2 separate regions of the Homo sapiens genome follow, and region 1 is linked to region 2. The links are chromatin loops, found by intact Hi-C in ENCODE. Cell type or tissue: natural killer cell. All regions are shown on one strand. Each heading gives the region's core, and the rest is flanking DNA. Links, peaks and the distances in the headings are about the cores only.

Region 1 (2,915 bases), core at 282-2,781, 110 kb before region 2:
GCCCCCATGATCCAGTCACCTCCCACCAGGCCCCACCTCCAACATAGGAATCGCATTTCAACCTGAGATTTGGTGGGAAAAAGACATTCAAACTATATGATACCTTCTCGGAGTCGATAGCTTATTTTTTTACTCTTTGTGTCTTTTGAGCACAGTTTTAAAATTTAATATCAGTGAGGTTATCAATCTAATTGTTATTTATACTTTTTGTGACTTATAAGAAATCTTTCCCTAACCTAAGGTCATAAGCATTTTCTTCTAAAAGTTGGAAACTTTTCTCTTTCCTGTTTAGATCTTCAGCCGACCCTGGAATTGATTTTTGTTTATAATGTGAACATTCAGCCTTATTTTTTTTCCCAGATGAAAAACCAATAATCTGGACACCATTCTTTCCCCACTGATCTTCCATGACCCTCTGATGTTTGTCAATTTCTATACAGGCATGGGCACTTTTCTGTGCTTTCTGCTCTAAACCTTTTATCTATTTTTCTGTGCCTTCATCAGTACCACTCTGAATTATTAGACCTTTATAATAAGTAGTTACACCTGGTAGAGTAAACCCAAACGTTGTGCTTCTTCGAAACTAGGTATTCTTGCCTATGTTTTTCTACTGAAATGTAAAACCAGCTTGTCAAGGTCCAAGAAAAATCCTGTTTGAATTTTAATTAGAATTGCAATTCAATTGCAATTGAATTCAGATTGATTTAGAGAACTGATATCTTTATGAAATTGTGTCTTCCTATCTACTTGCCTGGTATATATTTTTTCATCCTCTTTCATCATTTTGTTATCTCTTATAAATAGCATACAGGTAGACTTGTCAAAAATCAACCTGAAAATCTCTTCATCTCAGCATTTTGCAGATGTTACTCTTCCACTGACTTCTTGCTTCCATTGTTAATGTTGAGAAATCTGCTGTTAATCTTACTGTTGTGCCTTCATAAGTCATTTGTCTCTTCCTTGTGATTGCCCATAGTTCTCTTTTACTTCAGTGACCTCGGTATCCCTATAATGTGTTAAGGTGTTCATTTGTTTTACTTATTCAGCTTGGGATTCGCTATTACTTCTGAATCTAAGGATATGTAACTTTCAGCAATTCTGAAAAACTCTCTGACATTATCTTGCTGAAAATCACCTTTTACCTGTTCTTTCTGTTCTCTCCTTATGAAATTTTTATTAGAAGCAGGTTAGATTCCCTCATTCTATCTTCCATGTCTCTTAACTCCTGCTATTTTCCCATCATTTTGTCTCTCCATGCTGTGTTCTAGAAAATTTTTTCAGCTTTAATCCAGTTAATTCCATATCAATTCTTTCTTTAGCTATGTCAAATCTACTATTCATTCATTGGTTTGTTGGGGTTTTAAAATTTTTTTTTTCGTAGAAGTTCTATTTAGTGCTTTTTAAAATCTGCCTAAAACTGGTCTGTGCTATTATTAGAGGTTAGGATAGTACTTACTCTTGTGAAGGGTATGGGTCATGACTGGAAGGAAACATGGGGGCAGGGGACTTGGGGATGCTAGTAATGTTTTGGGTTTTTTTATGGGTGCTAGTTAGATGTGTTCCAATTGTGAAAATCCATCAAGCTATATGCTTATAATTTGTATATTTTTTGCATGTATATGATTACATTATATAATATCTCTTGCTCTTTTCTTGTATTTTTAAATGTAATCAAACATTTTAGGTATATTTGTTTTATATAACACATTTGATAAATCCATTATCTTAAGTTCTTAGGAGTTCTTGCTGACTCTTATGGTAGCTTGTTTCTTCATGTATTCTTTTTTAATTTGGAGTGAAAGTTTATGTTCAGCTAGGGCTTATCTGTGGGAATTCTATAAGGCCTAGGTTGAGACTATGTCCCTCCAGGAAGGATCTGCATTGCTTCTGTCAGACGTCCAGAATTGCAACCAACTCGGGATCATAGAATTAACTTCTAAAACCACTTGGTGTAGACTCAAATCCCAGATCCAAAACCCCTAAGAGTAAAGATGTGGAGTTACACATCCATGGAAGCTGCTTTTTTTCTCCACCCAGGGCACAGGCAAAGATAAGTTTTTTTGTTATTTCTCTTTGCTAAAAGTCAGATTTTGTTTCTTTTATTCAATCCATTCTTTTCCTGAGGATGTAGCTTTTTGAGTGTCTTGGTACTATGTGGAGTTCTCAGTTTCAAATCCCTAATTTGCAACCCCTTCACTGCCGCCAAGGCATTATCTACCAGGCACAGATGGCCAGTTAAGCATCCAGGTCATCAAGACTGACAAATATCCTAGGCACAGCAGTGGCTTCAGTATTAGTTTACAACTCCAGTTTCGTTCCATTGTGACCACTGGGAATTTCCTTGGTATTCTTCTGATCTGCTTTAAGTATGTAAAAACGTATTTGTTACATTTAAGCTAGGATTTTGAGGTATTTTACATTTGGTTTATTTTCACTTTTGTTGTTGTTTGTCTGTTGTGATGGTAGCAGAGATTCCATAACAGTTAGTAGCTTAGTGTGTCTTGGGAGCAGGCACAGAGCACTGGTTTTTGCTGTGAAGCTCTAGCAGACCTAGCAAGGAACAGTCTAATATCTAGAATGAAGCTGCCTGGAGCAGAAGTAGCAGCTTTCCTGAGCCACTAGTTCTAGGGTGTTGTTCTCAGAGTCATTCTTGGAAGCCCAGCATAGATCCTGTTCCTCCGGCCCTTTCAGTGATTTTGTAAAAAGCTAATTTCCTTTGACAAAGCTCCTTCTCCTTAAAATAAGAAGAGTGGTTTCTGTTACCTCCAACTAAACCCTGCCTTACACAGACATCAAAAGTCTAAAGACAAAAGAAATGATTAATAAATATGACAGGTTTTAACCAAATTTGTCATGGAATAAATACAAATTACAACAAGATTTTTTTAAAGTTTTTCCATCTGTTATTTTTAGAA
Region 2 (2,915 bases), core at 181-2,680:
CCCAGTGTGGTGGCGCAAGCATGGCTCACTGCAGGCTCGACCTCCTAGGCCCAAGTGATCTTCCCACATTGGCCTTCCAAAGTGCTAGGGTTACAGGAGTGAGCCACTGTGCCTGGCCAAGATTTCTTTGCCTTTGCGCTCATGTTCTTCTTTAACCTTAAAAGAAGAGGTCATATAAAATAATCAGGTATAATTTAAGATACAGAAAGCTTGATAGAAAGGAGTAGCCGTGTTCTACATCTTCATCCATTGCATTTGCAGATATGCCTCAGGATTATTTTATTAGTACAATTTTTTTTTCTTTTTGAGACAGTCTCACTCTGTCACCCAGGCTGGAGTGCAGTGGTGCAATCTCGGCACACTGCAGCCTCCACCTCCCAGGTTCAAGCGATTGTCCTGCCTTATTCCCTGGTGTATCTGGGATTACCAATGTGCACCACCACACCCGGCTAATATTTTGTATTTTTAGTGGAGATGGGGTTTCGCCATGTTGGCCAGGCTGGTCTCGAACTGCTGGTCTCAAGTGATCCACCTGCCTCAGCCTCCCAAAGTGGTAGGATTATAGGCATGAGCCACCGTGCCCAGCCTAGCGTCATGTATTTATACTGTTATTTCCACCTCCTAAAAGTCAACAAGGACACTTAGCTCAAGAAGGCTGATGTTGAGAGAGAACGCTTATCAGAACAGGGATCTCTGAGGAAAAAGGGAGCTTAAATGTGTGTCCCTGGAATTTCTTCTAGCCCTTCCTTTCCTTGGTGACATGGCCACTGCTATGGGCGGGAATTAGAGAAGAGCCCTGACCAGTGGTGTTGATGTCTTTGCCAAGTATACTGTCAGGTCAGTGTCATAAATTGATGATATATATAGAGAGACTTCATTTAATAGAAAATAATATTTTAAGGACCACCTTGCTATTTTACTTCTCTAATAATGTTTTGAATATTTTGATAAATACCTTTAGCAACATAGTGGTTCTCATCTCAGCCCTCTCTGTCCTTGAAAGAATGTTATTTATAACAGGGTGGTTTCTGGACTGCCCTTCTGGAGTAAAACTTGGGCATTCTAACCATATGCTTGCTGGAAACCATAATAATGTAAAAAGTCGTCATTGGGTTTTCAATTGCAATTACATTGATATAATTTTGTATATAAAACAGTCTGTTACTGGGAGCAGCATTGTTCATGTAAGAAAGATGTTCGCTTCATATAATACATGGAAACAAAGTTATATTTTCAATGTTAGCCATTACTGTGACACTCCAAAAAAGGCTGGTGATGGGGAGAAAGAAGAGCTTTAAAAAAACCTACAGACAATTCACTTGCCTCTCGGGCTTTTCTGCTTTGCCTGCCTTGACCGAATTAGAGTATCTGCATTTCTGCACTAAGCTGGTTGAGGTTTGCTAAGTCAATGGTAATGTTTTACAGAGCTTGGCTGTTAGCCAGCATTTGTGGAAAACGACCAATGTCTGTCATAGCTAGTGCTATAATTTATTCAGTTGGCATATTGTTTATGGAGACAGTGAGATAAGGGGATTAGGATCCAGAGAGACTATTAAAATATGTGAGTCCATCTGTTGTGATCTGAGGTTTCATTAGAGAAAACCTGTCTGCTAGTACAACAAATGGAGACTTAGTAAGGATGTTTTTATATAAAGGATTATAAATCAGCAGAGGTAAATACATTAATCTTGGCCAAACAGGTCATGTCCTTTTGCGTTTTCCTGATGGCAGGTTCTGCCCCCTGCCGCCCGGGCACTGTTGGTCATAGCGTGACCTTGGCATCAGCTGTGAGCCGGTAAACATGGAAATGTAGGCCCCTCCCAACCTGAGTCAGACCCTTAGCCTGGGGTCCAGGAAACTGTTTTAACAAGCCCCTGGGTGATTTTTTTTCACATGTTCAAGTTTGAGCGCCTCGAGGGCCTGTGAATGGCTGCATATAAGGTACAGCTGGCCATATGTCTTAAATGACTTCAAAGGGGTGTGAGCCAGGCCTCTTCCCACACCAGACTTCATGAACCATGCCTGGTATTGTCATGTTTTTGTGAGCAGCCGTGAATAGGGCTGGGGGAGAGAGATGTTCAGCCAAGAAAGTCTAAAATAGAAAGGGAATGTTCAGTTATAACAAAACAAATTTTTGTAATTAGAGTGCTGGGTTGTGCTCAGCATCATTGGAGTTAAATGTGGAGCAGTGGCTTACACTTGTAATCCCAGCACTTTGAGAAACTGAGGTGGGCGGATCCCTTGAGGTCAGGAGTTCGAGGCCACCCTGGGCAACATGGTGAAACTCCATCTCTACAAAAAATAGAAAAATTAGCCGGCTGTGGTGGCAGGTGCCTGTGGTCCCAGCTAAGGAGGCTAAGGTGGGAGAATCTCTTGAACCCTGGAGGCAGAGGTTGCAGTGAGCTGAGATCACGCCACTGCACTCCAGCCTGGGCAACAGAGCGAGAGACCCTTTCTCAAAAAAAAAAAAAAAAAAAAAAAAAGCGGAGCAGCAAACTAAGTCCCTTTTCCATCGAGGGAGGTCTCTGAAGCAGAGCTGAGCCAGCCTCTCAGCTCTGCCCTGGTGGGGCACCCCATAGCGCCCAGAAGCAGTGAGGGCTAAGGCGGCAGAGTGCAGCATGGCCATGCATGATTGGAGCGCCGCTACTGTGTTGGTGTCAGTTTGGCAGCCAGCAACTTCTAAGAACATAGAATATTTTCATTTAGAACTTAAAAACAGTAAACCCAAAAAGTTTAGTTTTTAAAAATTCATTTTGTTTCTCCCTAAAGATTTTTATTCTTTTGAAAATGACCACAGTCTAGTTTGAATGCCATTGTTTTTCAGCTGTTTCTTATTTGCAATTGCTAAAAGCAACAAGGAGCAAGTTAAATGTCCATCACCTGAATGGGTAGACAGAAGTGACAGCCACACAATG

The links. Peaks named below come from ENCODE experiments on the same cell type or tissue, not always from the same donor. Only the 100,000 strongest peaks of a DNase experiment are listed, where the experiment ranks them.
Region 1: it touches region 2 in a loop (5-fold over the local background); 4 of 110 quality-filtered maps call a loop at or near these places.

What each region holds. Positions count from the first base shown.
Region 1 is chr6:158,903,503-158,906,417 of GRCh38, reverse strand. The region is part of intron 2 of LINC02901 (long intergenic non-protein coding RNA 2901); the gene reads right to left. Among named protein-coding and RNA genes, the nearest start is that of LINC02901, 35 kb to the right of the region's middle. RefSeq lists a silencer at 2,315-2,515. In natural killer cell, for the core only: no CTCF peak of the experiment used is centred there; no DNase peak of the experiment used is centred there.
Region 2 is chr6:158,798,191-158,801,105 of GRCh38, reverse strand. All of the region lies in intron 2 of EZR (ezrin), which reads left to right. Among named protein-coding and RNA genes, the nearest start is that of EZR-AS1, 18 kb to the left of the region's middle. RefSeq lists an enhancer at 2,194-2,393. In natural killer cell, for the core only: no CTCF peak of the experiment used is centred there; a DNase peak (open chromatin) is centred at 1,428; H3K27ac peaks cover 182 bases.